2 separate regions of the Mus musculus genome follow, and region 1 is linked to region 2. Evidence: chromatin loops called from intact Hi-C (ENCODE). Cell type or tissue: heart. All regions are shown on one strand. Links, peaks and the distances in the headings refer to the core of each region. The heading gives the core; the rest is flanking DNA. Region 1 holds the start of Nudt7 (nudix (nucleoside diphosphate linked moiety X)-type motif 7). Region 2 overlaps Gm30052 (predicted gene, 30052).

Evidence for each region. Hi-C counts contacts between places; a loop is a spot of excess contacts. Peaks named below come from ENCODE experiments on the same cell type or tissue, not always from the same donor. Only the 100,000 strongest peaks of a DNase experiment are listed, where the experiment ranks them.
Region 1: a loop joins it to region 2, with 2.4 times the contacts of the local background. A loop is called at or near these places in 2 of 42 quality-filtered maps.

What each region holds. Positions count from the first base shown.
Region 1 is chr8:114,126,537-114,143,161 of GRCm38, reverse strand. Nudt7 (nudix (nucleoside diphosphate linked moiety X)-type motif 7) reads right to left here and starts at 9,588. Exons shown (of 4, transcript NM_024437.4): 1 at 9,462-9,588; 2 at 6,671-6,824. The coding sequence starts at 9,496. In heart, for the core only: a CTCF peak has its summit at 9,493; DNase peaks (open chromatin) are centred at 8,851 and 9,561; H3K4me3 peaks cover 1,469 bases; H3K27ac peaks cover 863 bases.
Region 2 is chr8:113,656,624-113,673,248 of GRCm38, reverse strand. It overlaps Gm30052 (predicted gene, 30052), which reads left to right. Exons shown (of 3, transcript NR_136914.1): 3 at 4,591-5,323. Among named protein-coding and RNA genes, the nearest start is that of Gm30052, 12 kb to the left of the region's middle. In heart, for the core only: a CTCF peak has its summit at 8,501 (motif pointing left); a DNase peak (open chromatin) is centred at 8,478.

The DNA of each region.
Region 1 (16,625 bases), core at 5,510-13,509, 470 kb before region 2:
ATTCCTAGCCCTGCGCAAGTCATTTGAAGACACAAAACATGTGCAGTTCCTCCCTGCTATAAATGAAGACTTCTACAGGATCTGCTTCAGCAGCCATGTCCTCACACATCTCATCACTGACAGATACCTAAGTAGAGAGAGGAAGGCTGGACCATTTTCTGTCTACTGCAGCATGTCTTACAAAAGACTTAAAAACACACTTCCTCCCGAGCACCCAGGAACTCTGCCTAACCAGTTGCATGGGTTCCTTTTGGTCTGGGCCAGTGCCCTGAGCAGACCTTGAAAGCAAACTCTGCAGCCAGTTCCACAACAACCAGAGAAAGCTCTATTCCCAGGTGTTCTAACACTCCTAGGATCATAGGATTAGAATTGAGGAAGACACAACATCTGCCCCAACACCAGAAGTAACTGAGAACAGCGGGACACAAACACCCAGGAACTTAGCCTGACCAGTGGCATGGGTGCCTTCCAGTCTGAACTAGTGCCCTGAGCAGACCTTGGGCACAAACTCTGCAGCCAGTCCCACAATACCCAGGGGAAGACCTACTCCCAGGTGCTCTAACATGCCCAGGACTACAGGATCCCAGGATCCTAGGAGCTTGGTAACATGAGGATATCAGGGACCCAGAGGCAGCTTGACTCCCAGGAGCTCTGACACACCCAGGATCTCAGGATCACAGGGTCACAGAATCACAGGATCACAGAGATAGCTGAACTCTGAGGAGTTATGACACAACCAGGATCACAAGAAGGACAGGTTCCAGCTAGATATAGCAAAGGCAGGTAGCACTAGAGATAAGCACATGGTGGAAGGCAAGAGTAAGAACAAGAAACCAAGAGTAAGCAACAGAAACCAAGGTTACTTGGCATCATGAAAACCCAATTTTCCCACCATAACAAGTCCTGGATAAACCATCACACTGGAAAATCAAGATTTGGATCTAAAATCACTTCTCATGATGGTGATAGAGGACTTTAAGAAGGGCATAAATAACTCCCTTAAAGAAATACAGGAAAACAGGTAAACAGCTAGAAGCCCTTAAAGAGGAAACATAAAAATCCCTTAAAGAGTTACAGGAAAACACACTCAAACAAGTGAAGGAAATGAACAAAACCATCCAAGATCTAAAAATGGAAATAGAAACAATAAAAAAAAGCACAAAGGGAGACAACCCTGGAGTTAGAAAACCTAGAAGAGAGATCAGGAGTCATAGATGCAAGCATCACCAACAGAATACAAGAGATAGAAGAGAGAATCTCAGGTACAGAAGATACCATAGAAAACATTGACACAACAGTCAAAGAAAATGCAAAACGCAAAAAGCTCCTAACCCCAAACATCCAGGAAATCCAGGATGCAATGAAAAGACCAAACCTAAGGATAATAGGTATAGAAGAGAGCAATGATTTCCAACGTAAAGGGCCAGCAAATATCTTCAACAAAATTATAGGAGAAAAGAGATGTCCATGAACATATAAGAAGCCTACAGAACTCCAAATAGACTGGACCAGAAAAGAAATTCCTCCCATCACATAACAATCAAAACACCAAATACACTAAACAAAGAAAGAATATTAAAAGCAGTAAGGGAAAAAGGTCAAGTGACATATAAAGGCAGGCCTATCAGAGTTACACCAGACTTCTCACCAGAGACTATGAAAGTCAGAAGATCCTGAGTAGCTGTCATACAGACCCTAAGAGAACACAAATGCCATCCCAGGCTACTATAGCCAGCAAAACCCTCAATTACCATAAATGGAGAAACCAAGACATTCCATGACAAAACCAAATTTACACAGTATCTTTCCAGAAATCCAGCCCTACAAAGGATAATAGATGGAAAACACCAACACAAGGAGGGAAACTATACCCTAGAAAAAGCAATAAAGTAATCTTCCAACAAACCCAAATGAAGATAACCACACAAACATAATTCCACCTCTAACAACAAAAATAACAGGAAGCAATAATCACTTTTCCTTAATATCTCTTAACATTATTATTATTGTTGGGGACTTAATTCCCCAATAAAAAGACATAGACTAACAGACTGGATATGTAAACAGGACCCAGCATTGTACTGCATACAGGAAGTGCACCAGTGTTCACTGTTTATTAGATATAGTCTAATCCCCTGCGTAATGGGTCTCTGGGTAAATTGTAAGGGATTATCCTAGTGATTTTAGTTAATATGGGTGGGACTATTCTCTGGAGAGAGGATCCTGGCCTGAATAAAATGGAAAATAGAAAAATCAAGTTGAGCAATGAATGCTAGTGTCCCTTGATTCTCAATTCTGTAGTCCACGTCTCATCTGCCTCAAGCTCCTGCTACTGTGGATTTTCCACCATGAGTATGAGTGGGAATTTTGAGCAGAATAAACCCTTTGCTCTTCAAACACACACACACACACACACACACACACACACTTCCTGTTACATCACCTTTCAAATGTGATTTATTGTTTGCACGTTCAACACTACAGTAGCCAGTGACAGGGGCATCCTCAAGGACTTGCTGGGCTTGATAGAAATATAGACCTGATTTAAAATGTGTTCTGGAAGCTCTTCAAAGAGACCCAGAGCATGCCAATTCAATTCAAGTGGCCTTCCACCTCGACTCCAATTAATAGGGAACAAGGACCTTTTGCAATCCTGAGAACTCTGTCTACTCTTAGAAAATGTTCTGCTGTGCTGAAGCAAGCACATTAAAAAAACAAAACAAAACAAAACAAAACAAAACTCAACCCAACTCTTCACAGGTTGTTGGGACCAGCAAGGGCTCTAATGACATTAAGAGCTCATAATTTCCTCCCTCTATAGATAGTGCAAACTGCATATGTCTGTTGGGTGTACAAGTGTGTTTATGTGGGTCCACTCATTTACATGTACAAGTGGAAGCCAACAGTCAACTTTGGGTACCACTCCTTAGCTGCCATCTACACTGGGTTCTTTTGTTTGGTTTTTATTTAGTTTAAGATTATAATAGAATTAAATCACGTCTTCCTTCCCTTTCCTCTTTCCCCAAACCCTCATAAATACCCTTCCTTGTTCTTTTTCAAATTCATGTCTTTTTAAAATTTTCTTGCATCAGTTGTTATTTCGTGTATGTATGCTATCATGGCTGCCTTAGTGAGCCCCAGACCAGCAAGAGACTGTCTTCAAAATTCAGTGTAGCTTCTGATGTGACTAAGACACATTCATAAACTCTCTCCAACATGATGGCCTAAACTTGAGTTGACCAAGGATGATGCCAAGAGACATACCAAGGGGGATGGGGGAGCCCAAGAGGCTTCAACTCTACACAGAGAACTGCAGGCAACTAAGGAGTAGTGAGAAGAGGGGATATTGTCTTCCCCAGAGAAAAACACATCAGTTGGTTACCCAATACCAAGTGATCAGCCCTCGAAACATGTATGAGTAACATAATATGGACTGAGGAAGTCGTATTCAGAAATACACATGTACATATACACATGTATGCGCAAAAAAACATTCTCCCTTCCCCAGGGATGTTGCCTGCCTCAGGGTGCAAGAAGGCCATGAAGAAGCCCGCTTCTACCCATATGAGGGGAACACACCTCAACTGACCTGCCTCTCCACCTCTTCTCTCATACCTGTTCTACAGTCTTGCGATCCTTCTCAGCAATGCAAGACCCTGTTTCCTTTCCTATCTCCTGCCTGGACCTCATGTGACTACCACTAAAACTTCCTTTCTTCTGAGATCTAGAAGAAAGGGACTCCCCCACTCCGCCTCATAGATCTGATTTTGCATCAGAGCCCCTACCATGCTGTCTGTCTGTCTGCCCATGATATTACTAACTCTTCTAATACATACCTTACCCAAAAGAATATTCCACCTACTGTTCCCTTGACCACTATAATCCTGTAACCTTTCAGCCAGAGGAAAGGCCCCAGGCTCTAGGACTCTAGGTCTCTGAAAGGAGACCTTACCTATGCTGGACAGAGCAAAGAGAAGAAGCAACAAAGAACAATCAATGTCAGCACAAACATGCACCAGACACGGAGACAGCATGGCTCTGGTGCACACGACACACAGGACAGCCTTCAGGCCCATCTCTATATATGAGAAAAAGGAGGTTTTAAGACATTAAAAACTCTGCTCCAGGATCAGTGAGATGACTCCACTAGTAAAGCACCTTTGGTTTACATGTGTTGTCTACATGTGATCCTTGGGAGACTCATAAAGGTTGAGGAAGAGAGCAGCCTCCACAAAGTTGTCCCCTGATCTCCACACTTGCACCATAACATGCATGTCCCTACCCCTCACAAAGACATTAAACAACAACAACAACAACAACACAACACAACAACACATTAGTTTTTTTTTTTGTTTTTTTTTAAAAAAGCTTTCAGAAGTAGGCCTGGTGATACATGCCTGTGACCCCAGCTGGTTGGGGTGTTGAGGCAGATGGATGGCAAGTTCGAGAGCGTGATGGGGCTACTTCAAGGCCAGTTTGGGCAATTTGATGAGGCCCTGTCTCTACATAAAATGTAAAAGGAGGAGGTGGGGATGAAACTCCCCAGGAGCACCCACAGGGAGCACCCTAGGGAACACTCTGTTTCCCTCTTTCACAGACAGGTAGGGCTTGCAGTCAGAGTGAAGGGGATTTTAACTATTTTTTAAATGACCTCGAGGAGCTGGAGCGATGGCTCAGCAGTTAAAATGGCTTGCTGTTCTTGCAAAGGACCCCGGTTCAGTTCCCAGCACTCACATAGTGGCTCATGACCACCTAGGACGCCAGTTCCAGTGTGGTCACACTCTCTTCCGACCTATGTGGGCACTGAGCACGCATGGTACACCTATATTCATTCATTCATTCATTCATTCATTCAGGCAAAGCACGCTTACACACACAGAAATAAATATTTAAAAAATTAAAAGTAAATAATAAAAATGACCTTTATAATCATCAGCCATAACTGTTGTTATCAAATCAGTGCCACTGCCAGAGGCTTTAGTCTTATATTGGCTTTATTGTTTTTCTGATAATCAAAACACACACACACACACACACACACACACACACACATGGGTGGGGGAAGGGTTATAAGCACTTCATCTGTGCTTAGGAGCAGAGCTGAGAACAGATGCCATGTCCTGCTTCCAGCTGAGCATCTCTCTCCTTTGAGAAACTGGATTTTGATCACTACACGGACGTGCATCACTTGCTTGTCCGACCGTAAAGAGAATCACCACAGTTCTGTTGAAATCAATGTATTCTGGGGCTGGAGAGACAGCTCAGCAGTTGAGCACACTGGTGGCCAGGGTTCAATTCCCAGCACCCACATGGCAGCTCACACCTGCCTGTGACTCCAGTCTCAGGACTTCTGACACCCTCACACAGACATACCTGCAGGCAAAACCACCAATGCACACTAAATAAGAGAAAATTATGTCAAAGAGTATGAATCAGGGTATTTATTAACATATTTCTTTATTTACCTACATATGCTGTCAGTGAGACATTTTAAAATTATTCTTCTGGAAAGGCCAGGCTATTTTGTGTTCTGTTTATTTCTATCTTGAGATGACCTTGAAATGGCCATGTCTTCAGCTCTCTCTGGGAAATAGTTCCAACAGTAAGGAAGGGCATCAACATGGGAGAGACAGGGACATAGAGCCTAGTATTGCTGTAAACCAAGAGGGTTCATAACTTCACCCCTGCGTGCAACTCGGGCAGCTGGCCTCAGGGCTAGGCCACTGACATATGTCCTAGTTGACCTGAGGTGGATTCGTCATTCTTGATGGGGTGATTTTCCACCCCACTCTGCAAGGATTACTGGCACTGCCTGAAGGCACGATGTCATCACACAGAAGTGCCTGTGTGTGCTGTTGACATGGTAGAGGTCAATACGACCCTAAATATCTAACAGAGCACAAGAAGGCCCCTTAATGAGGAGTGGTTTGGACCCAAAGGCTGTTTAAGCACTAACATGAAGAAACCCTGGTCTAAAAGTGTTTTCTATTTCTTATAAGATAAATTTCTTTTCTTCTTCTTTTTTCTAAAACCTCTTTTTTAAAAAAATGCTATGTTGGGTAGAGGAGGTTGGCTCAATGAGTAAAAAATGTTTGATTGTACAAGTTTGTACCTCCATTTTATGAGGTTGGCATGGCTGTGCGTATCTGACCCTCCACTTCTGAGGTGTGGTGGAGAGAGATTGTGGCAGCATATGAGCCATGCCTATACTAAAACCACAAGCTCCAAGTTCAGTGAGAGGCTCTGTTTCAAGATAACAAGGCAGATAGTAACAGAGAAGGCCACTCATTGTCTTCCCCTGGTCTCTATAATCATGTACAGTCACACACACACACACACACACACACACACACACACACACAAATGAACACCAAAACTTAAAGTCAGCACTTGGGAGGCAGAGAAAGGCAGATTGTCATAAGTTCAAGACCAGCTTGAGCTGCAGAGCAAACAAACCAGTGTCTCAAAATCACCAAACAGACAGACAAAATCCCATTCCATCCCCTGCATCCATGATCCTCTCCCTCCGACATCATGATATTGAAAGTTCACTTGGTAACGGCCGCCTTGAGATGAGGACGTAGTCACAGAAGGTTTTTTTTTTTTTTTTTTTTTTTTTTTTTTTTTTTTTTTAAACCCTGAGATGTCACAAGAGTGTTTTGTCACCCACCTTGTCTGAGCGGACCGTGAACATCAAATACAACTTTCCTCCTCTGGCCAGCAGTGGTACAAGGACAGAGAATTTATTAGAGGACAGGTGAGAATATCTGGTCCCGACATCAGACTTTCTCAGGCGAGCCTTGGCATCATCTATCAGATTGTTTCTAAGAAGAATACAAGACAAAAGTTGAGTAAGCAGAGCTGTGGCAGCAAGCACCTAGCCCTGCCAATCTATTTGTATGTGTGTGTGAGGGGGGCATCCGTGTATGTGTGCATGTGTGTACGTGTGTATGTGTATATGTGTGTAGCTTGGATTTCATTTCTGAGTCTCATTATAGTTTTCCAATAACCTGGCAGAAATCACAGTATTTAAATGGCATGTGTTGGCAAGACAGACAGATGAGGCAAAAACACCAAGCCCACATTGCATACAGAGTTGGCTTTGAAAGGCAACTTAAATGAAAACTTCCAGTGTAAGCCAGGTTATGCATGTATGCCATGCCTGCATGTGAGAAGCAAATGTGGGAGAACCTAGAATTAATGGCTGTCCTCAACAATAAGGTGAGTTCAGGGCCTGTCTATGACATGTGTCATCTTACAGCAAGAAACCAAACCAAACAGCAAGTCTGTATGGTAAAACATTCCCCCAATAAGCTTTAATATCTGTAAATAAACTGGACCTCACTGTAGTCCCAGCTATTTGAGAGGCTGAGGCAGGAGGATGACAAGTTCAAGGCATCCTTGGTTTACATAGCGAGTTCAAGGACAGCCTTGAATTCAAGACTATGTTCCAAAATAAGAAATAAAGGAGCTTTTGGGATGTAGCTCGGTAGTAAAGCATTTGCTGAGTAAGGGAGGCCCTGGTTCTGTTTCTAGTGCTTTGGAGGAGAAATTACTATTGCTATAGGAAGACAGGACAGGTGTGCCAAAAACTCCTCCTGAGGCTTGCCTGGTCCTTCCACCATTCACAAACCCAGACACCTTGTAAATGTGATTCTCAAACCCAAACAGCCACAGGATCTGCTACAAGGCGGTGCCCAACAGACTCCTCCAGCACTTACCCCAAAACCTGACTCGGTGACTTTGAGGTGAGGCCCGAGGGTGAGCGCTTGATCCAACTTCCAAAGTGACAAGGTTGCCTCTGTGGCAGCTCAAGGGACTGTACCATCACTGATAGTTACCGCCAAAGTTTAGATTCAGCACCACAAATGGGACTGTTTTCATGTGGCTCTTTCCGAGTCCCTCGGATGAGCTCTATGCTTTATGCTGCTTGTTTGCATGGTGTGTGACAGTGACCACCTTATTCATGTCAACATAGAGCCTGAGAATGTGGTGTTATTCAGAAATGGGTTCTTTGCAGATGTAAGTAGTTAAGGCTCTTGAGATTGCACCATCCTGAATGTAGGGAGAACTCCCAATCCAACAACAGGTGTCTTTGAAGGAAGAGGCTATAGACATAGATGTACACACACACACACACACACACACACACACACACACACACACACACACAGAGAGACAGACAGACAGACAGACAGATGGGAATGGGGACCCAAAATCTGCTGCTATAAGCCAAGGATGATCGAAAGTTACCAGAAGCTGGAAGGGGCAATGGAACATCCCCAGAGACTTCTGATTGTGTGCCTGCTAATACCTTGATTATGGACTTCAGACCTGATTATGGGTCCTTCAGACCCAAGAGAGGCTAATTGCTATTCCTCAAGTCATCCAGTTGGTAGGACTTTGTCACAGTGGCTGTAGAAAGTGTAACATTAGTTCTCACTATTCCGCAGTATGACTGTGCAAAACCAGATGTTTAGGTCAGCCAGAACTCATTCCATCTCAAAAGCTGGGTGGAGCCGGGTGCGGTAACTAGCTCACACCTGCAACCTCCTAGTGCTTGGAGAAGCTGAGGCAGAACGACTACCGAAAGTTTGAGATCAGCCTGGGCTACCCATCATCTCCTGGAGCCTCGAGAAGTCCTCATCTGTAACTTGCTCGAGGGTAGCCGTGCAGGTAAAGTGGCCAGTTCATGAACAAGGTGGCCCTGAGCTGTGAGTGTTAATCACTAGCGCATCCTTAACAAGCCTTTGGTTAGAGGGGTTTGCTTATTCTCAAACACCGCCCCCCCCCCCCACAAGCCCCATCCCATCCATGTGACAGAGAGCTGGCTGCAAACCAATCAAATGTCCTGGAAAGGGCCAATGAAAGCTGGCACACAGTACAGCTGATACTCACAGGCCTCTGTCCAGAAAAGACAATTAGCCAGCCAAAGAGGAAGAAGGCTTTTAAACAACCCCTAGAACTGCCCAGAGGCAGCAGGAAAATAAAAGTCTAATTGTGTCGAGACAATACCATCAAAATAGGAGCAGGGCTGGCCCATTCTGTGTTGAGTTCTCAGAACAGCCTTGTAGTACTGAGGCCAGGCTGGGAGCAGCAATGCCTTGAGCAAGAACCTCGGTTATGGGTGGAAGAAGCCACCCAGGAACTTGAACTCTGTTTGGCTGATGCATAACTGTCTGGCCATGTTGGGGTTCTGAGGTTCCGCTGTGGGGGTTCCTGAAGAGTGACTCGGATTGGCAAAAGGGAAACGCTGTGACCCTGGGAGATGAGGACACGCCTGCGCGTGTGTGAATCTTGTTAGGTGAAAACCCCAACTCTGTCCCCAGGAGCAGAAGAGCAAAGTTCCGGCTGGAGGGGAGCCCTGAGGAGCCTGAACTGCAGGGTGGATAGATAGGGCCTGTGCAATGATCAGAGCCCGGCTTGGTCAGGCTCCGGTGCTTGGAGCCGGAGAGCTTTACCTGACAGGCTCCGGGAGTCCACAAGGTCGCGACATCAGCCCTGCAGTACTTCCTCTTACTAGCAGCAGGAGACTTCGGGAAGCAAATAGTTCTGACGCGCATGCGCTTAGTAGCCCCAGCTAGGAATGAGGGCGGGGACTTTTCAGGGAGGAGAGGCTGAGGGCGGGGCCCTTCAAAGACGCCCGAAGTGCTAGGGGCGGGGCCTATAGGTAGGGCGTGTTCGGGGCGGAGTTAGGTCCGAAGGTGGTGCTGACCGGATTTAAAGTGTTGAATACACTAAAAAAAAAAAAAAAAAAAAAAGATTGCTGTCTAGTAGCGTGGGCTTCTTCAAAACCATGGAGCATGTGAGAAAATTTGCAATAAGCAGTTGTAAAAAGTACTTAATTTTAAAAAATTAAAAATTAATTACGCTTGCCGGGCATGGTGGTACATGCCTTTAATCCCAGCACTTGGGAGGTAGGGGCAGGCAGATTACTCTTGAGTTCCAGGGCAGCCTGGTCTACAAAGTGAGTTCTGGGACAGCCAGGACTGTTACATAGAGAAACACCGTGTCTTGAAAAACCAAACAAAAACGAAAACCAAAAACCAAAAACAAAACATTTTATTTACTAGTGTGTGTGTGTGTGTGTGTGTGTGTGTGCGCGCGTGTGTGTGTGTGTGTGTGTGTGTGTGTGTGTGTGCGCGCGCGTGTGTGCGTGCGTGTGTGTGTGTGTGTGTGTGTGTGTGTGTGTGTGTGTGTGTGTGCTACAGAATATGTATGAAGATCAGAGGACAACTTTCAGGAGCCAGTTCTCTCCTTCCACCCTGTGAGTTCCAGGAATGAAACTCAGGTAGGTAGGCTCAGAGGCTGGGAGGGGAAAAGGAGGCTGGGTGGAGAGTTGGGGGCTTGGAAAACCAGGCCGAGCTCCTCACTCCTGGCCAAAAGAGAGTGTCTAACATGTAGCTCTCCACACCTCCACCCCCACCCCAGTATCAATGTCTCCAGTGTCCTGCTGCAATGCAGACTGCCCAGAAGCACACACCTACTAAGTCCCAGGAGGGTGGCAGGTCCCCAGTGTAGGTAGATGCTGCTGTCTGACACCTGCACCTGTTTTCAGGGATGAACTGCCTAGCAATGGGAGAGCTCCATCACCTCACACAGAGCTGAGAGAGAGTGTGAGCTGAGCGGGGAGGCTGGCCGGAACTGAGACTGGGGGGGGGGGGGGAGAGGGGAGCAAGGCAGGCTTCTCCAAAGACTGGCATAGTGTCTGACACACAAACTTAATGATGGGCTTTACAATTCATATATCCTTCCCTAATGTCACACATGAGTACAATGTATCTATTGTAAGTGATTACAATAACACCCACCTTCCATACCCCTCCATTTTCCTCCCAGAACCCCCAACCACATCTGCCTCCCCAATTCATGTCTTCTACTTCTTTTTTATTTTTCTTTTCTTCTCTTAAAATTCAAAGAAATTGAATGTAAAATTAAGTAATATATAAGAATGAGTCAAAAACTGAATTCATCCCTACATCAGTATAGTAAAAAAATATAATTCATTGTATATTATATTATTTTTTTAATGAAAGAATAATTCCATAAAAACAAGAGTACTCAGAACTCATGAGAATCCCATTATAGCTAAGGGAACAGTTGTACCACAGTTCCCGAGATTTTACATTTATTTTTATTTATGTATATAGGTATGTCTGTTTGTATGCATGCTAGAATTATAGACATATAAGCAGCCTGATGTGCATTCTGGGAACTGAACTCTGGTCCTCCGAAAGAACAATATATTGTGCTTTTAACTGCTGATCGAACTCTCCAACCCCATTCCCAAGACTTTTAAAAAGTACTAAACCTGGCGACATGAGGGCCTTTAATCTCGCACTTGGAAGGCAGAGGCAGGTGGATCTCTGTAAGTTCAAGGCCAGCCTGGTTTACAGAATGAGTTCTAAGACAGCTGAGGATGTTATACAGAGAAAGCCTGTTTTGAAATCACTAACCCAGCACCTGTGGTTTATCGCGTTATCTGAGCAGTGTAATACCAGGAACAGCTGGGAAGGGTCCAAACCAAGAACACAATGGTATCCTAATAATACTGATCGTCACACTCCATCTACGTCAGTCTCAATCCTCAGAGCAGGGTGCTGGGGAGATGGCTTGGTGGTTGAAACTCTTGCTTGTAAGGATCCTCAGAATCCACAGGAATGCCAGGTAGGCATATTGGTTTACCTATAATTCCAACCTGGGAGAGTAAAGACAGGGTATTCCCAGACAACTAGCAAGTCAGGCCATATCACTTAGCTCTGGGTTTGATTAAGTTACCTTTGCATCAACCTCAGGGCACCAAATGCACCTGCACGTATGTACTCACACTGACACACATAAACGTACAACACACACACACACACACACATACACACACACACACACACACACACGTGTATGCGTGAACATGTAAAAGTGAGAAAAAAATTCCTCAGAGCAACAATGAACAGGGTTATTTCTACAATGATGGTATTGCTCTTTCTTGATTAGAAAATAAAAATATCCAGCTTGAGGTCGTAGGGCTTTGGTTTGAGGCTGCATCATTCTGACCTTTGAGCCCGTGTATTTCAACACACCCTAGAAAAGCAAATGGCCTGTGAATTAGGTGTGTCTGACCATGAGGAAGAAATAAATGACTCCTTATGCAATATCCGTGACATAGCTGCTTGTGAGAAGTATGGGGCTATGGTTGAGACACGGAGCCTTGGCCTTCAGGCCTCTCAGTCTTGAGGAATGACTGCAAACACAACCTACATCTCGAGTCATTTACTACGTGAGTTGGAAGGGGTGATGACCGTGGTTCAGGGAGTTGAATTAAAGGCTGGGAATTCCGTCTGAGAAGCCTCTTTTCTTCAGACTTCTATTGACTGACTCTTTGCTCTTAAAGATGCTCAAGTTGAGACTTAAAGGTTTCAGGTGTTGTCACACCTGCCACGTAATAAATTATTTCTCTGCTGTTGAAATGAGTCAGTTCAAGCTAGATTGGAATATATATATATATAGGCAGGTTTATTAGGAAGCAGATCTTGGGGTGGATTCACTGAGGCCAGAGAAGTCACGGTTGGGGTTGGGGGAGGCAGAGGGGAGTGGTAAGAAAGAGAGAAAGAACAACATGTCCACACAGATAGAAAATGCAGAGAGGGGGAGAGAAGAGAGAAATAGGGAGAGACCAAAATGTCTGGATTATATAGGCAAGAGTCTTGGGGGAAAGGGAAGCCCAGCCTCTGGGCTGAAAAGTTCAGGGCAGAGGATGGGGTATGCCTTGTTACAGGTAAGGACTGAGGGATGCTGGGTGAACCTGGAGGTCAGGTCTGTCTTGGTGTGTAAAATATGCACCTCAGCTGTTTGTCCTGGGTTAGAATCCCAATATCACACAACAAGCAATGGTAGAGCCAGGTGTGAGTCCCATCCATCTGGATTAAAGCATCCAAGACAGTAAAGACAACACTGTAGGCAGAAGCCAACTTGGCTATGGAGTCTTGTTTAGAGGGCCCCACTCTTCAGTGTGGCAGGGATAAAAAGGCATATTGCACCGGTAGATACTGCTGGAAGTTCAGGAAAGGTCTTGCAAGGTTAACAGCAAGATGGCAGTTAACCTTCTTCACCAGAGAAGAGAAACTAGGAATCTTGGTTGTAGAGAGACCCTGGCTGCATGGTAGGAAATCAGTTGGCATCAGGGAGATGCTGAAAGCAATCAGGAATAAAGGTTCTCCTCTGACCGACATACCCAAATACACATGCACCCACACATATATGTGCATGGCCTTCAAACACAAATGTGCATGCACCCATACATACAGCCTTCATACACAAATGTATATGTGTGCCCACATGTACACGCACTTGAATACACATTCATGCATACTACACCCAGGAAATTTTCAGCTATTGTGACTTTTGTAAGGCTGGAAGCTGTAACACAGAGTGGCTGTAGCATCACACTGTGAAATGTATCAGGATAGGTGTGTGTGGGTAGGTGGGTGGGTGGGTTCAGGAAGCACCAGGTAGTTAACAGAGCCTCATGGTTAGGTCAACTCGAAGCCTTTTAAAAAAAACAATGACTTCTCTGAGCAGCTCTACACACATTTACCAGTAGGAACATAATTCTTTTTTTAAAAAATGTGTGGAAGAAAAATTTTGGTGAAAATGGTCAAGTTGGCCTCCCAAAGCCAAATCCCACAGGCGCAGGCCTCTCGAAGAAGCACACTCCAGGAGACAGGGTCAGCTTCAACTGCAGGCCACCCAAGCCCTCCGGAGCAAAGGCTACCTGAAGAAGAGCTCACAGCTCACAATTAGAGGAACACCATTAAGAGTTTTATCAATGCAAAGGGGTTTAAGAGCTCAGGGGAGTAGGGCACAGCAGAGAAGTAATTAATTTCCCTGGTTGCTGTGGGCAGTGGTGTTGGACCCAGCAAGGCTGCAGAGAAACAGTAAGATAACACACTGGGAAAATAATGCTCAGAGAAGGTGATTCTTCTCCTTTCCTTCCTCGATTTAGAGGAGTGTCAATCACTAATAACTACGCCCCTAGGAGAAAGCTCAGAAGGATTCCAGAACAATCCTCGCGCACAAATACCACACAGCTTGCTGAGGGAAGCAAGGCTTGTTCTCCCTGCTATTCTCGCCAACTGAGCCCTTTTTCTAAGCCTCATCTCATGCTACCCCCTAACCCAAGCCATGAAGGACTGGGTTATAAACGGGAATTTCTCTACAAATAGGTCAGGGGCCAATGATGTCAAAATCACATCGTGGGGACAGGTGTTGTCTAGACAGATCGACCCCTGTTATGGGATGCTTTTCCTGAGGAGATGTGACATATATGTCTGTTCACCTCAGACATGAAACTGATGACATACTAAAGTGATGATACTACCTGTGGTGCTCTGTATACACCTAGCGCATTGGAAGGTGTGGCCTCATTGGAACAGATGTGGCCTTGTTAGAGGAAATGCATCACTGTGCGGTGGACTTTGAGGTCCTATGTTCAAGCTCCACCCAATGTGGAAGAGATCTCCTCCTGGCTGCCTGCAGAAGACAGTTTCCTCCTGGCTGCCTTTGGATCAAGATGTAAACTTGTCTGCTCCTTCTCCAGCACCATGTCATCCTGGATTCTGCCATGTTTCTTGCCATGATGATAATGGACTGAACCTCTGAAACTGTAAGCCCACCCCAATTAAATGTTGTTCTTCATAAAAAGCTGCCTTGATCATGGTGTCTCTTCACAGCAACAGCAATGAAACCCTAAACGAAGACACTACTAAAGCCCAGCTTAGTAAACCAATGAGTTTATTTGGATTCCTTATTAAAGTAAGGATGATTTAAAGGCAGTTCCATTACCAAACTCTGACTCCTGGGCAATAGCTGGTGAGAACTGGAACCTTGGAGGTCTCTGCACAATTTGCAGGCACTTGGACAGAGTAAGGAGTATGTTCTAGGCAGCTCAGCTTCTCTGAGTCTCCTAGGCAGCCCTTATTGCTTAGGTAACTCTAGAGAGGAGGCCTCATGTGTCTTGTCAGTTTCAGGGACTTCCTGTGGTTTACTTGATATTGACTTCCATTATGTAGCATCCCTGTAAAACTCCCCCAGTTTTAACAAACTTCCCTCCAAATGGAACGTTTCAAATTGCTATAGACCCTATAGGTTCTCATTTTAGGGTAAAGTTCACTAAGGATGATGTGTTCCTAAGCTTCTAATAGTTCTTCTCTGAAGGTCAAAGGGATTGATTCAGAAGTTCCAATGAGAGTCAGTTAATACTGAGAAGAAAGAGCCACCTGCCTTGATATCTTGGTGATATGGTAGCCCCAGAGGGAAGAAGAAAGCTCAGCTATGGAGGGTCATAAGGTACCCTTCCATAGCAGCATGGGGAGACTCAACCCAGGAGAGGCTCCAGGGCTGGTAAATGGATTAAAAGTTGACTGCAAGTGGAGAGCTTCCTACATAGTATGGCTCTGACTTTATTATTCTATTTTATCAGTGTGTGAGTGAATGTGAGTATGTGTGTGTATGAATGTAAGTGTGTGACTATGTGTGGGCAGTGTGAGTGTGTGAATGTGTGTGTATGAGTGAGTGTATACAGTGTGCATGAGTGTGAGTGTGTGTGTGCGTGCATGTTTGTTTTGCAGGCCTGCAGGTGAGTATGTGTGTGAAGCCAGAGGACAACTTTAATTATAGAGAACAACTCTGATTATCATTCCTCCTCAAGTCCTGCCTACATTGATTTTTGAAACAGGGACATGGGGCTCATGAATTTCTTTAGGCTGGCTGACCAGCAACCCCAAAGATGCTCTTGTCTCTGCATCCTTAGCACTGGGATTTCAAGTGTGTGCTACCAACCCTGACTGTTTATGGGAGTGGTGAGGATCTCTCAAACTCAGGTTCTTATTCTTGTGTGACCAGATGAGCTATGTCTCTCTAGTCTCACTTTAAAAACAGGCATCTTTTATTTATTCTTTGTCAATTTCATACGTGTAGTTTTTTTCTACCACCTTTTGCTCTGGGACCGGCTGCAACACCAGCTCCTACCTGGCTTCCCTTGAATTGGTGGACAAAAAGACAAATACACGGTTTGTTCCCTTACAACTTGCCTTCTTGGCACAATTGCTGGCCATTGCTGTCTCTGGCCTGGAAAAAATGTGCCCTTATAAATATTTTTATCTCCATCTCTCCACCTGCCCTAAACTTCAGTGGGTAGTCACTAGTCACTGTCAAAACATCCCTGGCCACCCACCTATAGCAGTGGACACAAGCCCCAGCTACTCCTGAGACCTCACATGACTGCTCTTCTCATTTCAAAGCATGGTGAAAACTCTTCTCTCCTTCCTTGAGTCTGCTTTTTCCTCCTGGGCTGTGGAAATCCCACTTGTTCCTTCTGCCCAACAATTAGCCCATGGCTTTCTTTACTGACAAATCAAGAACCAATTGGGGAACAGAACCTTAGCATCAGGACTCCCCCCTTCATAAATGTAAACAATGTATCTTGATCATATACATCCAACTCCTCTCTTCGACCTCCACCAAAGCCCCAGGATACATCCCCCTCCTCCTTCATTACCCCATTCATATCTTCTCCTATCTTTTGTAACCAGTCCAACAGGTACTGATAGAGCCACCTGACACCTTGGTGT
Region 2 (16,625 bases), core at 4,978-12,977:
AAGCAAGCAAGCAGCCAAATCCCTACAATCCAGGCCACTGATCTAGTGGCCACAGGCTGTCCCAATAATTGAAGAGAGTATTTCCCTCCCCCGCCCCTCCCCCACCCCCCGTAAAAAAAAATTGAGGGTGACATCACTGTGGGCAATGCCACTCATGGGCTTAGATCCAGCCCCATTTACAGAGCCAGATGGGTCTGAGCAGTTCTCATGCCCTGCTAGTGTTTGTCGGGGTGAAGTCCTTAATGCAAACCATATAGGACCCAGACAGCTACTACAGGGTAGTCAGTCGGTGACAAATGGTGGGACTGCTTTGGAGTCAAAGCAGGGTTTGTGTGCCATTTATCTAGAACAAAACCACATGCCATGCTGGGTGAGAACCCGGCAGCCCACGCGGCTCTGACTCCTTTGCTCTCTAGATGAAGATAGGAATGTGCAGGGCTTGGTGGGACAGGTGATTCTCAGCAAATCAAGGTCAAGTTCACAGCACAGGCAGAATGTGAGGCCAGACTCTCCGGTTTCCAGGCCACTGCTCTCGCTTGGCTCAGCTACTCAGAGGCAATGAAAAGCTTCTGGTTCCAAGTTTTTATTTCTATTTGGGTGAGAAAAATAGGATAGGATTCTAACGAACAGGCTGCCCAGGGGATCGGGGGTGGGAACAGCACTGGGATCAGGAATGAATCGAGAAAGCACAGCTTTAGATTTCATGCTAAGGTCATCATAGCACACACACCGAATCGTGTGTGTCTTCCCCACAGGGCTCTGGGTAACCCTCCATCGGCTGGTTGGTCTTGTTCGTACTAATGAGGCAGCCACTGTCAGCAACCACATCTTTTTCTCGAACCCGATGCTAGAGTTAACTAAGGAAACACTAGATGGAGTAGAAAGAACGACATCGCAGTTGAAAAGACCCTCAGTAAGCCGGGGGCGTGGTGGCGCACGCCTTTAATCCCAGCACTCGGGAGGCAGAGGCAGGCGGATTTCTGAGTTCGCGGCCAGCCTGGTCTACAGAGTGAGTTCCAGGACAGCCAGGGCTACACAGAGAAACCCTGTCTCGAAACCGCCCCCCCCCCGCAAAAAAAAAGAAAAAAGAAAAAAAAGAAAAGACCCTCAGGAGATCAGCTTGTTCCGAGGAATGATTCATGGGAAGGAGGGTTCCTGATACAGAAGGAAAGAGAGCCGATGGTGAAATGGAAAAGGCTGGTGTTACCCAAATATAAAAGGACCCTGAGGCAAGACATAGCAGAGGCTTGACTGCCATAATTGTAATATACATTAGCGTTTCCAGGAGAAAAGAAAAGATTCAGATCTTTCCAGACTGGTCCTTTCTCATAGAACTCATCGGTGGTGGAAGCGGGACTCAACTCTTCAGATGGTAACCATAAAACCAGATCCCTTCCTCTCTCTTGTTGTCAGACTTCCCAAAGCTGTGTCTCTCCTCGACTTGCCAAAAAGCAGTCAGGCTGGTACTAAAGGCAGCGTATTGTCTAGTGGGACACCCAAGGTGACACTCTTCTACATGTCTACAGATTTAAAAAAAAAAAAAATGAGGTCTTAATGGAGGACTTCCTTGGTCTAGAGGTGGATAAAGAACAAAAATTAAAAAACAAATGAGAGCTTCAGAGCTGCCTCACCGGTCTGTCAGAGGACCAAAGTTCAGATGTCAAAGTTCAGAGGTCAAAGTTCAGATGTCAAAGTTCAGATGTCAAAACTCACATCTGAAGGCTCACACATGTATGTAACTACTTCTCCCATGGTATCCGATGCCTCCTCCTGGCTTCTCTGGACACCTACATACATATCTACATATCTACCCTTACACACACACACACACACACACACTCACACACACACACTCACACACACACACTCACACACACACACACACTCACACACACACACACACACACACACATACACTCACAAGAAAAAAAAAACTTTGAAGAAAAAAAATTAAGGCCAAAGGATTGTCATTTTCTATAGCTAGCCTGAGTTATAAAAAAGTGTCAATCCACTGAGGACTACACAACAAGACCCTGTCTCAAAATCAAAACTTCAGCCACAAGCATAAAACAAACAAACCTTAGAAGCCAGAACAAAAGGGGCAAATGAAGTCGTGAAACCACATGGGAGTTCTATTTTTCTACTGTGGAGCTAACTAGTGCCTACTCTTCCAAAAAAAAAAAAAGCTACTATGACAAAAAAAAAAATCAATAACTGAGCTTGGTGCTTTCCTTGTCGAAACTGTCCAACTGGAGCCAAAGGTCAGACTATCTTCACACCTCTGATCAAGCAGCTCTGTGGATCCCACAATCCCACAGCCACACTGGACATGCATTAGTCAAGCCAACCTCTCCTAGAGACTTCCCTTCAAAGCCTGAGAGAGAGCCCATCCCAGTCATTTGGAAGGCATTAGCTCAGCCCTCCCACACTTCCATTGTCTTTAAAAATGTCTGTCTTGACATCACAGGAACCCCATCTCCTGGGATTTCAAATTGCTTACCAGCCTTGGCCTTAATTCGCTTTCCTGTCTCGCAATAGAAAAACCCTTGCAAGTATGGGTCCACGGTACTGGACTTCAGCTGCACCTGTTACAAGAGTCAAGGTGTTAGCATCACCAACATCATCATCGTGAGCATCACCATCACCATTTCTGTGCTAATTGCTGGCTTTAATCAATATCAGCTATGTCAGTGACCTATTACTACTTGGGGCGGCTGTTCTGATTGGTGATATTTTATCGATAAGAAAACATGGCCCAGAAAGACTAACCTAGATCTTTCATCTATTAACTTAAGCAGATAGGAGTTTGATCACGAGTAATCCCAATGGATAAAATAGCACGTTGGAGGCAGCATGATACATCAATGCACTTAAGTGTGAGAGAGTTCTCCTCTGCTGTCAGGAGCCGCTGAGTTGAGGATTACCATCCCTGGAAGATGAAGGGACAGAATCTCATATTCAAAACCCAAGAGATCTTATACTGCAGAGCGGCAGGCGTGAATCTAGAACGAAGGCCCGTTTGTCCTCTAAACCCAAACTAGTTTGGCTCTAGTATGGGGCTCTCTCTGTCCGGGCCACAGTCTCCTCGTTCACGAATGCAGGTAATAACAACACCGCTCTCAAAACTGACTACAGTGGAGATCAAAGAAGACTGTGGTCTGTGAAAGATCTCATAAGCCAGGTGATGATACTGGTTGCCTGTTTCATCTTGGTCTATGCAAACCTGCTTCGAGGAAGGAGTCTTGTCTTGGAGGGGTGCCATCTGCTGTCTGGGTTCATGCGCTGGCTGGACAGCAGATTCACTCACCTAATTTTTTAGGGTCTTGTAAAAGGTATGAGGTAATTTGTCTTTGTTAGTGAAAGATTTAGTGATGAATTCACCCTGTGGTATAATTAGCCCCAGGCCTGTCTGTCCCAAAGGGGATTCCCCCACCCCACCCCCGCCCCCTTCCTATCTTACCAAAACACAGGCAACCTGGATCTGAGGGCTATGTCATTCTGCAGAGTCCAGGCTAATCTAGCAGAAATGCTTTGAGTCAACAAGTCCTTACTCCTACCCACCTCTGAGAGCCTGCGCTTTTCCTCAAAGCTAAACAAAAGAGTACCTCCTGCCAACATTAAGGCTGAGCGAATGACATAAACTCCCTGTCTTGTCTTAAGAACTTTTAAGAACTGCTTAAATTCTTGATCTGTGTTCTGCTGTTGCTTCCTCAGTTTCGGGGTGGTGTGGGGGAGGAAAGCATAAAACAAAGGGGTGCACTTAGGAAGCAGGAGGCACTTGTACCCATCCTTGCCCAGGGGATATGCCTTTACTTGATTTTCTAAAGAGACTGAGCGTAAGGCTAGGGGCTTGCCAGCTTCAGAGAGAGAGAGAGAGAGAGAGAGAGGGAGAGAGAGAGAGAGAGAGAGAAAGAGAGAGAAGAAGGAAGGAAGGAAGGAAGGAAGGAAGGAAGGAAGGAAGGGGGAAGAAAAAGGAAGGAAGGAAGGAGGGAAGAGAGAGAGAAAGGAAGGAAGGAAGGAAGGAAGGAAGGAAGGAAGGAAGGAAGGAAGGAAGAAGAAAGGAAGAAAGAAAGGGGGAAGAAAAAGGAAGGAAGGAAGGAGGGAAGAGAGAGAGAGAGAAAGAGAGAGAAAGAGAGAAGCCAGGCAGTAGTGACACATGCCTTTAATCCCAGTACTTGGGAGGCAGAGGCAGGCGAATTTCTGAGTTCGAGGCCAGCCTGGTCTACAAAGTGAGTTCCAGGATAGTCAGGACTATATAGAGAAACCCTGTCTTGAAAAACCAAAGAGAAAAAAAAGAAAAAAAGTAAGAAGGAAGGAAGGAAGGAAGGAAGGAAGGAAGGAAAGAAAGAAAGGGAGGAAAAAAGAAAGAAAGAAAACAGAAGGGCTTGCTTGAGGGAGTCTGTACCTTCCTTTTCAAACCCTGTTTCATCCCTAACCACTGAGCAACTAAAACTGTAAGGAGCACTTGCTGTCCCATCCCAACTGCTTAGATCATCTGGCTATCAAATGACCTTGGGCCAGCCGAACGACCTCCATCCTTGACTTTGCCAAAACATTGATTTTTTTTTTTTCCCCTTCTCATCTCTTCAGAAGTAAAACATCCTTTGCCTAATTGTTGGCGATTAAGAGGAGGGAAAAACTTCCATGGCAACCGAGCTGGCAGGGACAGCCAGAGAGGGCTTTGAAAGGTTCTGCCTTCTCGGGTTCAAGTCCACGCAATGAGTCAAGTACTGAGATCCGTCATAATGATTCTTGCGGTCGCTCATCTCAGTGCTCACGAAGGGAACCAAATTCAATCTTTGCAGATGGTCAGTTTTGCAAGCAGAATCTTCCCTTTACTCCCATTCAGAGATTCAGAGATGATAGGACCCAGGACCCAGTAAGTACCATAGTCATGCTGGTGACCAAATTCCCGGGAATGAAGAAAGTCTGGATTTACTCCCTGGAGGATCCAAGTAAGGATGCTTCAGATGTGCAAAGACAAACCCCACCGTCTAAATTGTACTGTAAATATTGTCATACTGGACTCGCATCCGCCATCCAAAGCCCTTCATGATCCACGTATAAGCATAATGCAGACCTCTGAGTCAGCCAAGTATGCCGGCGGGCACAGAGTGGTCTAGCTTTAAGAGAGTTCTTCCCTGACATGCCTTCTCCTGTGATTCCTTCCCTGATTCTCTGGTACCACATTTTGAGTACGTCTCTGAGTAGACAGCTATGTTCTCCCACTTCCTCTCCTTCAACCCTCTCAACCCTTTATCCCTCAAAACCTCGCTTCTTGAAGTCACTTTGAGTTGACTATAATGGGGGAGGGGAGAGCTTGTTTAAGAAAAAAAAAAAGTAGCAATTTAAATGAGATGGCCACAAGATGTTACAGCACCTATCATTGGAAGATGGAGTTGATTTCATCATTGTTCAGACCTGCCTTGAACCCTGGAAACTGTTTCTACAACCAGGTTCCCCAAAAGTCTTCAAGCACCCCTCCCCGCCTCCTTTGGCCTCTTGAACTGCTGGAGTGTGACCGCAGTATAAAGAAGTTCTGTCTACCCCATTTTAAGGCTGAAGTACCAAAGGATTCCTGCCCTAGCTACCAGAAACCAGAGGCCACCTGGACCACCCACACACAGAAGAACCACTTTATAGGTGACAGTAGACAGCTCAAGAGGAGAGACACCTGGCTGAGCCCATTCCAGGCTGGGAATCTTGAGCTAATACCATCATGGCTCCCCACAGCAACTCTGACCTCTTGTTAGGTAAGCCACAGATTTCCTGGGCGTGCGGTAAAGTTTACAGATATATGGCCATTCTCGGGTACTTTTGTGCTTGAGATGGCAAACGGTTCCCATGAGAAAATCCTTTCACCCCTGTGCTCCTCGTCCTACTAATTCCCACTGACGACTGTTAGAGTTTGCAGGCAGCCATTGGAGTGGACAAGGCTCCTCTGCCGTCTTCACCAGACCAAAGCAATGCACACTTTAATGACAGTAGCTGAGCTTTGGTTAATTGCAGGCTGCTCTGAAACCACTTACTTAATTAAGCTGTTCCCAGTTCGGGGCTCAGGCCGTGCTTTGGTGGGAATTTGCAATGCTGTCTTTTAGTTCCAGGAGCCGCATAGTTCGTCCATTACTCTTGTTTTGTTTTGTTCAAATAAACTCCACTAAATTTAATTGGTCTGAGGAATTTTCCCTTCTTAACACCATTCAGGCCTCAAATTGGACACCGTTCCTCTGGGAATCGTCTCTGGCTCCCTCCCCCTCCCAACCCCTTGCCCCCTCCTCCACCATTCTCAGCTCCCCACACACACACTCCTCACCCCCACCCCTCATCCCTGTGAAAGCGCTTTCTCACGGCCCCCCTCCCTGTTTTGTTCCCATTCCTCTGTAACATGCCATGTGTCTCCCACCCGGAGGCCATACTGTCAGCTCTCCTCACCAGACCAAATGTGTGGTAAAGCGGGGGCCGGTGTCCATCATGACCATTACTGTGTTCCCAGAATGCAGCTCAGCGCAGGCCAATGGTGAAAGATTCCCTGTTAGCTGTGCTGGCTATCAGCCCGCCAAGGCTCCCCCAATCCTCTTGTCAGGACACCAGTTTGATGATGGGCTCCTACTATGGATGTAAGGCAGTGAGTGGTCCTCAATCTCCCTAACGCTGCATCCCCACGCTGTGATGACTCCCCCCCACACAACTCTAAAACGATCCCATTGCTAATTTATAACTGTAATCTTGCTACTGTTACAAATCGTAATGATGATATCTGATATGCAGGGTATCTGATGTGTGACCCCCACACACACACCTTGGGGGTCATGATCTACCACGTTGAGAACCGTTGACATATTGGATCTGCTCTGCCTCTGTGTACATAGGTCTGTATCGGATCAAACCTTCCCCTGCGTATTGGAGTAGGGGGTGCAAGGTGCCATCCCCCCCCCCCCCCAGCAATCACCCCTCCGCTGCCTACAGTGTTGAGAACAGCTGCAGTCTTATGTTCCACCAGCTCAGGAGGCCCCAGAGCCTCAGCCTGCTGCTCTTCTGACACATTTCCCATTGCCAAAACAAATTTCCAAAAGACTGCAACTGAAGCTTAGCACTAACAGTGGTCTGACCACTGCGGAGCAGATCGCATCGGCAGCTTAGAACCCGACGCCTTGATTAAGGCCATGTGGAACTCACACTGACTTACTAAGTAGCTTCATTTTGCCAATTTACACGGGCCTTGTCGCCAGCAACAGCCTGCATGAAGAAGAGACTTACATCCACTGCCATCTCACCTCAACCTGAGGATGTGTTAACACTGTAAGCAACAACCACAGCCAATTTATTTCTCTGTGCTTTAAAATGTAAATAACTGAGCCTTTTATACATTGTTTTCTTTTTAAACTGTGCTATGCAAGGCTCCTGAGAATTTCATCTAGCCGGAATTCCACATTTCATTCGACTTTACTAGAACTTGCCTTTAGTATAAAAATTTTTGTTCAGCACTTGGGAAAGGTTTTTAGAAAAGAAAAACACATTACAAGCGACACTAAATTCCTTTCAGATAACTGAACATTCTCTCATGTTGTAAGGGAAGCTAGAGTTATAGAACAAATATGGGCTTGGGTACCAGGCAAATGGGAGATTAGATTTTTTTTTGATGTTTTATGATGCTGGGGATCCAACCCAGGGACTCACACCTGCTATGCAAACACACCAAGCCCCCAGCTCAGCTCGAAGACTGAATCTTCTGTTCTGTTCTGTGTATAGTTTTATTTAAAACAAACCAACCAACCAAACAACAAACAAACGTGCCTAAGAGATAACATCAAAACTCAACTTATCAAAGTGTGAGGAGCTGAAGATATATTCCTGATGGTCTCAATTGATATACCTACATCAACTTGGATCAATGCAAGCTCATTTGATGCAATATCAGTAGCCATGGTAGCAGGAACAGAGGAAGGCCGCATGGGATTGGTCCTAGTTCATTGTTTCTTGGTTCCTATGGAGACAACGCTGGCTCAACTTTTACCCTCAGTGCTCACAGCTTGGGGAGCTGAGTTGCTCACTAAGGGTGTGTACTGTTCCTGCAGAAGGCCCAAGTTTGGTTCCCAGCAGCCATAGCAGGAAGTTTGTAAATGTCTATACCTCCACTTCTAGGTGTCTAATGTTCTCTTCTGTCCTCCACAAACACCTGTACTTATGTGCACGTACCCAAGCGTAGACCTAGGCACACAATTAAAAATGAAACGAATTTTAGATAGAAACAAGTATTTAATGCAAAAGCTTTCGATGTATGGTGTCTCTGTCTCTCTCCCTGTCTCTGTGTCTGTCTCTCTGCTGCCCCACCCCCAACCCCCACCCCTTGGCAACTTTTAGCACGCACATGTGGAATAGTAACTCTGCTGTTGAAAGCCACAAACACAAGGATAACACAAGACCTGCTAAAACAGCTCTTCTACACCCAACAGTGGAGTCTTGGTGCCCTCTGCTGTTCTCTCAGCATAGTGCGTGCCATCCTGTGTTATTTAGAGGGAGTTGGTGCATCTCTGGACAGAAGCTGCCATCTGCTGGGTACAGTTACCCTTAGGAACATCCAGGGTGTTTGATGTTGCAGACTGGAAACCTCCAGGGATGGGTCTATGTGACCCATATCTCCAAACCAGTCTGGAAGGTGAGCTTCTAATGGCCACAGAGTTTCCTTCCAGCAAGGGAGCAGCTCTTTCCTCAGAAAACCAGTCACAAGTCCTTCTCATGGTTATAGCAGCAGTAACAACTGCAGGGGAGAGGAGACTCCACTTGAGAGCTGTCTTAAAGCTGTACAGCTCTGGGGAGCATCTTTCACCCATGCTAGGGCAGGCTTTTCAATGATGCAGCTGCCTTAAGGCCCCCCCCGCCCCCTGCTTGCTAAGTGAACCTAGTAAATGCACTACTTTACTCCAGTGGGCTTGGGTGTAGTCTCGTCTACTGACATCGTTCTATCCCGAATGAGGAGATGTTTGTCTATGTGCCCCCAGGAAAAGTCAAAGAACATTGCCACCTGTATACCGGGTAACTTTTCTGTTCATAGTTCTTTGAAACACCTTTCTGAGGCATATAGGAAGTTATGAAGGCTCAGTGTTATGAATGATGTTGTCACTGTAGAAAGGATAAGAGGGAATTTTAACCAAAAACTATTTTCTTACATGTTATCTACTACACATTAGAGCAAATATATATATATATATATATATATATATATATATATATATACACATATATACACACGCATATATATGTGTGTATATACACACACACACATATACACACACATACACACACACACATATATATATTCACATGTATGTAACAGCAGTTGAAAAAGAGGCCATGATTTGGGAGGAAGTAGAGGAGACAAATATGGCAGGGAATGAGGGAGAAGAAGAGAGAGGAAATAATATAATTATACTTTAATTAAAATTTTTAAATGGAGAAAGCAAAAGCAATTGGACATGCATGCTAGAGTATATAACGGTAGTTAGCATTTCTATTGGCAGGATAAACCACCATGACCAAAAGCAACTTGTGGAGGAGGGAGTTTACTTTGTCTTACAATACCCAGGCCATAACTCTGTTCCTGAGAGAAATCATGGCAAGAACTCAAGGCTAGAACTGGGGGGCGGGAAGCTGATGCAGAAACTGTGGGGGAACGCTGCTTACTGGCTTGCTTTTTAGAGCTTGCTTAGTTTGGCTTCTTATACATCTCAAGGCCACCTGCCCAGGTGTGGCACTGCCCACAGTGAACTGGACTCTCCCATAGCAGTCATTAATCATAAGATTGCTCCACAGGCATGACCACAGGCCAATCTGGTAGGGCCGTTTGCTAAACTGAAAGGGTTTGGATTTTTTTTTTTTTCTCTCTGTGAAGAACTGACTGGGGACACAGATAGATACACTTGTCAAAATTTAAACATCATAAGAGCGTATACAGGTATCCAAACACCACGTGCCATGCCATGCCATGCCATCATTTGTATAAGTTTTATGTGTTGATTTAAAAAAATCGTAAGAGGCCAGGTATTAAGGGGTACACCTAATACCTTAGCACTTCAAGAGGCTGAAATAGGGGGATTACTATAAATTCAAGGCCAGCTTGCACTAAATAACACATGCCAGGCTAGCTGGGGATATGTAAAGTCATCCAAAGGCCAAAAGTCTCATCCTGAGACCAGCAGGACTAGGACTGCTTCTACCCTGCTCCGGGCCTGCGTGTCCTGGTACACCATAGCCTTATGGCTGCCAACTCTGCCACCCCTGAGGCAGTCATGTAGCCGGGTGTGCAGATTACAGGTTAGACTTCCTCTCTCCCTATAAGGACATGGCCCGAAAGCTCCTGGAATTCCTCTTCATGCAAAGGAAGCATTCCCAGGATCTTGACACCAGCAATGTACACTCACCCCCAAAACCCCTACCCACTCCCTAAAAACTCTCTCCTGCCCCGCACTCATGCCAGGCAAGATCCTGCCTAACTCACCCACCCATCCACCCACCCACCCAGCTAAGTTTCCCTCCTTCCAGTCCAGCCCAGTGCTCAATGATGTCTGGATATCCCAAGGGGAAATGGCAGGGCTATATAGAAAGACCTTGTCTCAAATAAAACAAACAAATAATAAATTGTAAGATGTCCAGAGTACCTTATCCAAAGTAAGCACAAATAAAAACCCGTTTTACCTTGGGAGATTTGGAGGTGGGCGGCTGGGATCCAGGTGAGCAGGGAGAAGTGGGGGTGGCGAGGGGGAGGTGACAGGCAGCACTACAAAGGCATGCTTGCACAAGACTGGTGGGAAGGCCTGGTTGCCTGGAACAAGGACTTGGGGCTTAACCTTGTGGTCCGTAGGAAATCGTCAGTGTAATGAAGTGGTATCAGTTAATTATTTCTGACCACATTGTGGATGATGAATGGACATTTGATGGGACTAGAGTCAGAGTGAGAACTTAGATGCTTGGAGAAGCCAGACACGTGGCAAGGACAGTCAGGGAAGATGGTGGCAGTCAGAGGAAGATGACCAGAAGGTGGGCGTGAGAGGCCAACTCAGCAGGCAGGAGGGGGTGGTCATGTGATTAAGTAAAATGGGAACTTTAATTAAAATGTAAATTCCTGCCTTTTCGACGTGAAGCAAGAGAACTGGGACAGAAAGACAGACAGGAGAACCTTGTGGCCTCTTGAAAGGCCAAGCTTCCAGAAATCCACTCAAATGCAGCTCTACACCAGCCAAGCAGGAAGGCCAATGGAAAGACAGTCATTTGTGGGACCTTCTGGAAGAGAGCCTTTGGTGTCTTAAAAGTCATTCATGTCACAAAGCCACCGACCCATCTTGGAAGTTGAAATGGATGCTGTAGAGTTTGCTAAACCCTGCCAGCCATGCTCCATCTCCTGGCTAGTTTCACAGCGTGGCTAGCTCTAGCCCATTCTCATAACTGTTTCCCAATTTTGCTCTGATCCAAAGCAATCATCCAAAGCCTAGAGGTTTATAAACAATTGAAATCAGTTAAAGATCATCCTCTACTCCCATGGGATGGTACAGGATGCATAGCTTTTAGACCCAGGTGGATCCCGCTGGCTTTCTCCATTCTGTTACTGGTGTTAGATAAAAGATAAAAATCTCTCCGGAATTCAGTTTTCTCGGTTATAAAAAAGAAAAATGGGGACCGAGTGGTTGTTGGTACTGTGACAGAAGGCATCGAGATGAACATAAAAAGCTGGATCCCTCCTCCCCCAGTTAGGTGCTTCGTATAAGAATATAAGAAAACAGAGCATGCCCAGAACAGCCTACTACCCCTTCACACCGGTACACAGCTGCAGTCTATGTATACCATCAGGGAACTCACAAACACTTAGATAATCCTCCACAGATCTGCTAAGGGGCTTGTTTCCATGACAACTTTAGAATCTGTCCTCAAGCTCCCAGTAGAGATTGGCCATCATAAAGATCTTGGGGTCAATTCCTCTGAAAAGGAAGAAGGCAGAACTTGGGGGAAGGCTTCAATGAAGGCAGCAGCCAACCCAAGCTCCTAGGCCGTTTTGAAGATGCGATTTCTCCAAACTCAGCCAAGGACATGGGGTCTATGTCCCACCTCAAGGTTTCCTTTATACTGTCAAGACAGCAGTGGGTGCCAAGACAGCAGTGGGTGCGAGCTGCCCAAGGAAAAGCAAAGGATTTTAAACCAGCTCAATATAATACTGCATTTCAAAAGTGGGATGGGATGGCATAGTGCAGTGTCCACTACCTGCTGGGATTGTGGAAGGAATGTGTGGGTGCCTCAGCACACAGTTTCTGTTGAGTGTTGGAGGGCACTTGGATTAGCAATGGACTCTCCCAGGCTAGCTGCTGGTGACTTCAACTAGAAGCCATACAAAGCATGCACGCCTGGATGGAATGCACTCTGGTGGCTTCTGCTGAGTTCATGACACATGAAGATATGGAAACAGGGTTCAGAAGAATCCACAACAATGGAGAAGATCAATAGATTGAGACTCTCATGACATTGTAGCTGTGGAACTTCTGGAAGTATCTAGCCTTCTCAGACCTCCATTTCCTCCATTTCCTCATGGGAAAAAGAAGCCCATTTTGTGAATAGTCAACTCAGAGTGAGTCTATCTGTATCCTATGAAATGCTCAAGCAGAGATAAACCAGCAGTATACAGTGTCTTCATCCCGAATATTAGAATTCTATCAGTGTGTCTTAGTTAGGATTTTATTGCTGTGAAGAGACACCATGACCACAGCAACTCTTATAAAGAAAAACATCTAACTGGGAATGGTTTACAGGTCAGAGATTCAGTTCATTATTGTCATTGGGGGAAAACATGGTGGCATACAGGCAGGCATGGTGCTAGAGGAGCTGAGAGCGCTACATCTTAATCCACAGGCAGAGGGAGACTGTGTGCCACACTGGCCATAGCTTGAACACAGGAAACCTCAATCCCCACCCCCAACTTGACATCCAAGGCCACACCTCCTTCAACAAGGCCATACCTCCTAATAGTGCAACTCCCTATCAGCCAAGCATTCAAACACATGAATCTATGGGGGCCATACATTCTCAAACCAAAATACAGTATATACACAGATGGTTAAATATGGTTATAAAGGGAAGCTGGGGAGATGGATCGGGCAGGAGAGGTCTTGATATACAAGCATGAAGACCCAAGTTTACTACTCCTATAAAAAGCTAGGTAGGATGGTATACGCTGGTGATTTTAATTCTAGGAAGGCAAAGGCAAGAGGATCCCTGGTGCTTGCTGGTCAGCTAGCTTAGCCTAATGGGTGAGCCTCAGGTCCCAGGAAGAGCTTCAAAGACCAACATGCTGAGAAACAGCATCGAGGTCAACCTCTGACCTCTGACTTCCCCGGGTCATGCACCTGTCTACATATACGCACATAGAGGAACACACACATACACAAATAAATGAATGTTTGATGTCATTTAAGCACTATATCTCCTTCACAGAAATGCCCATGTTTTCATCACACACGGTGAGTCTTTAAGACTTGTGTGAGTTATTCACGTTTATCCCACGATAGGATCAGTTCTGACCTGTGTTCACAGTTCCCACAGACTCATCCTCATTTCTGAATGACTCTTGACAACCTAAGGCTATGGCTTCTATTCAGCCTTCGTAAGTACAGGAAATACTGACGTCCACATCAGTCCTTGTTAACCCCCCTCATTTTATTCTAGATTATTACTTTCAAGAAACTCATTTTTAAAACAATTCATTAAAAAGAATGCTATTGCCAAATATGGCTACCTAAAGTGAATCATCTTTGGAGGTAGAGCACAAAAAATAAATAGAAGGAAAATAAATCAAATAAATTACATTCTAAAAAAATTAACTGCTTCCTTAAAGCTTTATATAAAGGGGGATATTCAAAACTTAAAGTTGTGTTTCAGGCATCTTAGCCCAAAAATGCAGATTTATTTCTTAACATTTTGAAAGGAGAATAACAACCTACCTAGATGATTTAGGTATCATCTGGCCCACACAGAGCATCATGACATTTGTCCCACACTGATCTAAGTTACGCACACAGAAATTATATTGCTGGGGTGTGGTGAAACAGCTAATCCTTTAATCCCAGCACCCATCATGCAGACGCCACTGGATCTTGAGGCCAGAATGCTCTACACAGCAAGTTCTAGGCCCACTAGGGATGCACAGTGAGCACCTTATTTAGAAAAAGAGTCCCATTTGACAGATGCATACGTTTATAACTGGGATTAGGTTGAGACACAGATATGCCCATGACTCACACCAAAGTACTTTTTAATTCCTTTTTGGGGAGAAAGTCTGCATTGCAGATGTATCAGTTGGGTTTGGGGACCCCCACAGTTCTCTAGTCTCTGCATTTTGATCAAAATGCATGAGCAAAACCTTCACAATGTGCTTGCATAAACGAGACCTGCACACTGACAACACCAGCTGACATACCAATGTGCATTGGGGGGGGGGGGCGACATTCCACATGGTCACACACTTAGATGAAGAGTCATAGGTGGTCAACCACGTCAGAGAGAAAGAGATAGTTTCCTCCAGGCAGGGATGAGTTTCCACATATGATGTCCAATACAGATGAGCAATGCTAAATGGACTGAGTATGTTCAGCATCGTACATGCATACATACATAAACACAAAGATACACATGAATGTGTGTATACATGTAACAGCAATCATTAAAAAATTTTTAGGGGGCAGAAGGGAATGGGAGGTTATGGAATCTATATTACAGATACTGTATATTATATACACAGTGCTCATTAAATAATACTTTTTAATAGAGGCAAAGGAAACTGACATTTCACATACCTCTCCTGAAACTATTATTTCAGTCTCTGGTTTACAGTTGAGGTGAAGATTCTAGATGTAAATAATTTTTCTTGGATCTCACTTTGGTTTTTGAGACATGTTTATGGAATGTGTTTCCGAACAGTTCTTTACTGGCCCTCGGCCTAAGATGTCATCTGCCAAGTAGCCAGTTCTTCCTCTCACAGGAAACCTGTCCCTATGTATAGCTCAGCATGGACTCAGGCTTTCAATCTCCTGCCTCAGCTTTCCAGGAGATGACATTACATGTATGTGCCACCATGCCTACTCTCTTGAACTGCACTTTTCTTAGGAGAGTCCCTGGCTTGAGTCAGAAATGTCTAGCTCCAATAGCCGTCTTTTGAAAACCTGTACCATGAGGATACAAATGAACAGGAAAAGCCAGAAGCTCTTTTTCCGCCACAATTCAGTTCGCCAATGTGGACATTAGAGCCACCCGGTGGGCTTGTGAAACTCAGATCGATCACCGTGTCCACCTGGAGTGTACCTCTCAGTGGGTCTGGGATAGGAGCCAGCTTCCTGACTTCCTAGCCAGCCCCCAGGTGCTGCTGATGCAGGGGGTTGAGCTATCACTTTTCCTGGAGCTTGACCTTGATCAATACTGTTCCTTATTTCTGGTTAAGTGCTCTGCAAGGCCACGTGCACATCATCTACTGGAAATTTTTAAAATAAATCCAGCCAGAGCTGGGATAGCATAAAAGGGATGGAATCGGGCCTTTTAAAGGCAATTCTGGGCATTCTCGGAGCTGCTGGTGACCTATGTCTGCAGCCCGACTTGCATATTGGTGGTTTGCAGAACATATCCATGAACACAGATATGCTTTGGATGGCTGGGATCTTGCTCAGACTCTCTATAGATGGATAACACTATGCAGTTTCTTTGTTTGGTTTTGGGTGGTCTTTGTAGAGTGGATATGAATTACACCCCTTTCTGGGCAGAGGAACTGTTCGCTGATGTTTATGGGATGTCTTTAAAGGCATTTCTTTGCTGTAGTGTCAGGTCGACTAAGTCCCAACAAGTAGGGGTGGGAGGTTGGAGAACAGAAGCAGCAGCAGGAGAGCAGAAGACAGAGGGTCTGTGAAGACTTCCGCTGGTTTGAGGATCGTGGTCCTGGCTTTACCCCTTCTGCTTTTTCCAGGAGGCTTTGGAGTGGATAATTCCAAGACGACACCAGAAAAGCAGGGAGTTTATTCCCATGACGCTGGTGTCAATCGTTAGGTGTTACCATGGGCACCAGCTGTGGGTATGCTGGGTTTGGGATCAGTGCAATGAAGAACACGTGGGCTTCCCATCGCAATCACAGGAGGAGGGAGACGGAGGCCAAAGTTAACCCAGTCATCTGAGCTTCAGACAACTTTGGTCAAGCCTAAAATAGGGTACCTAAGAATGGTGAGCACTCATATGCATCTCCTGTTTCTTTACACATAGAAAGGGGAGGCAAGGAGTGCTGGAAAGAAGTGACTTGCTCACAGTTGTAAGGATGAATGGCAACTGGAAAGACTATGCCTAAATTCACCCAAGCCCCGCCTTTTAAAGTCCTCTACAGAGTCTGCAATGCAGCCCATGCTTTCCTTTGATAGAGATCTGCTTCCCCAGTGTTTCATTATAGCTGTGGTTTTCCACGCTCATCTCGAAAGTCCTCCCTGTCTTTATATACAAATCTTTTCCAAAGTGCCACTGACCATTGTAACGAGCCAGGAAAAGCCTTCTAAGGACTCTTTGGCCTGGACCCTGTAGTGAGGTAGAGGGAACTTCTGTAGGTGCCTGCCTCCTAA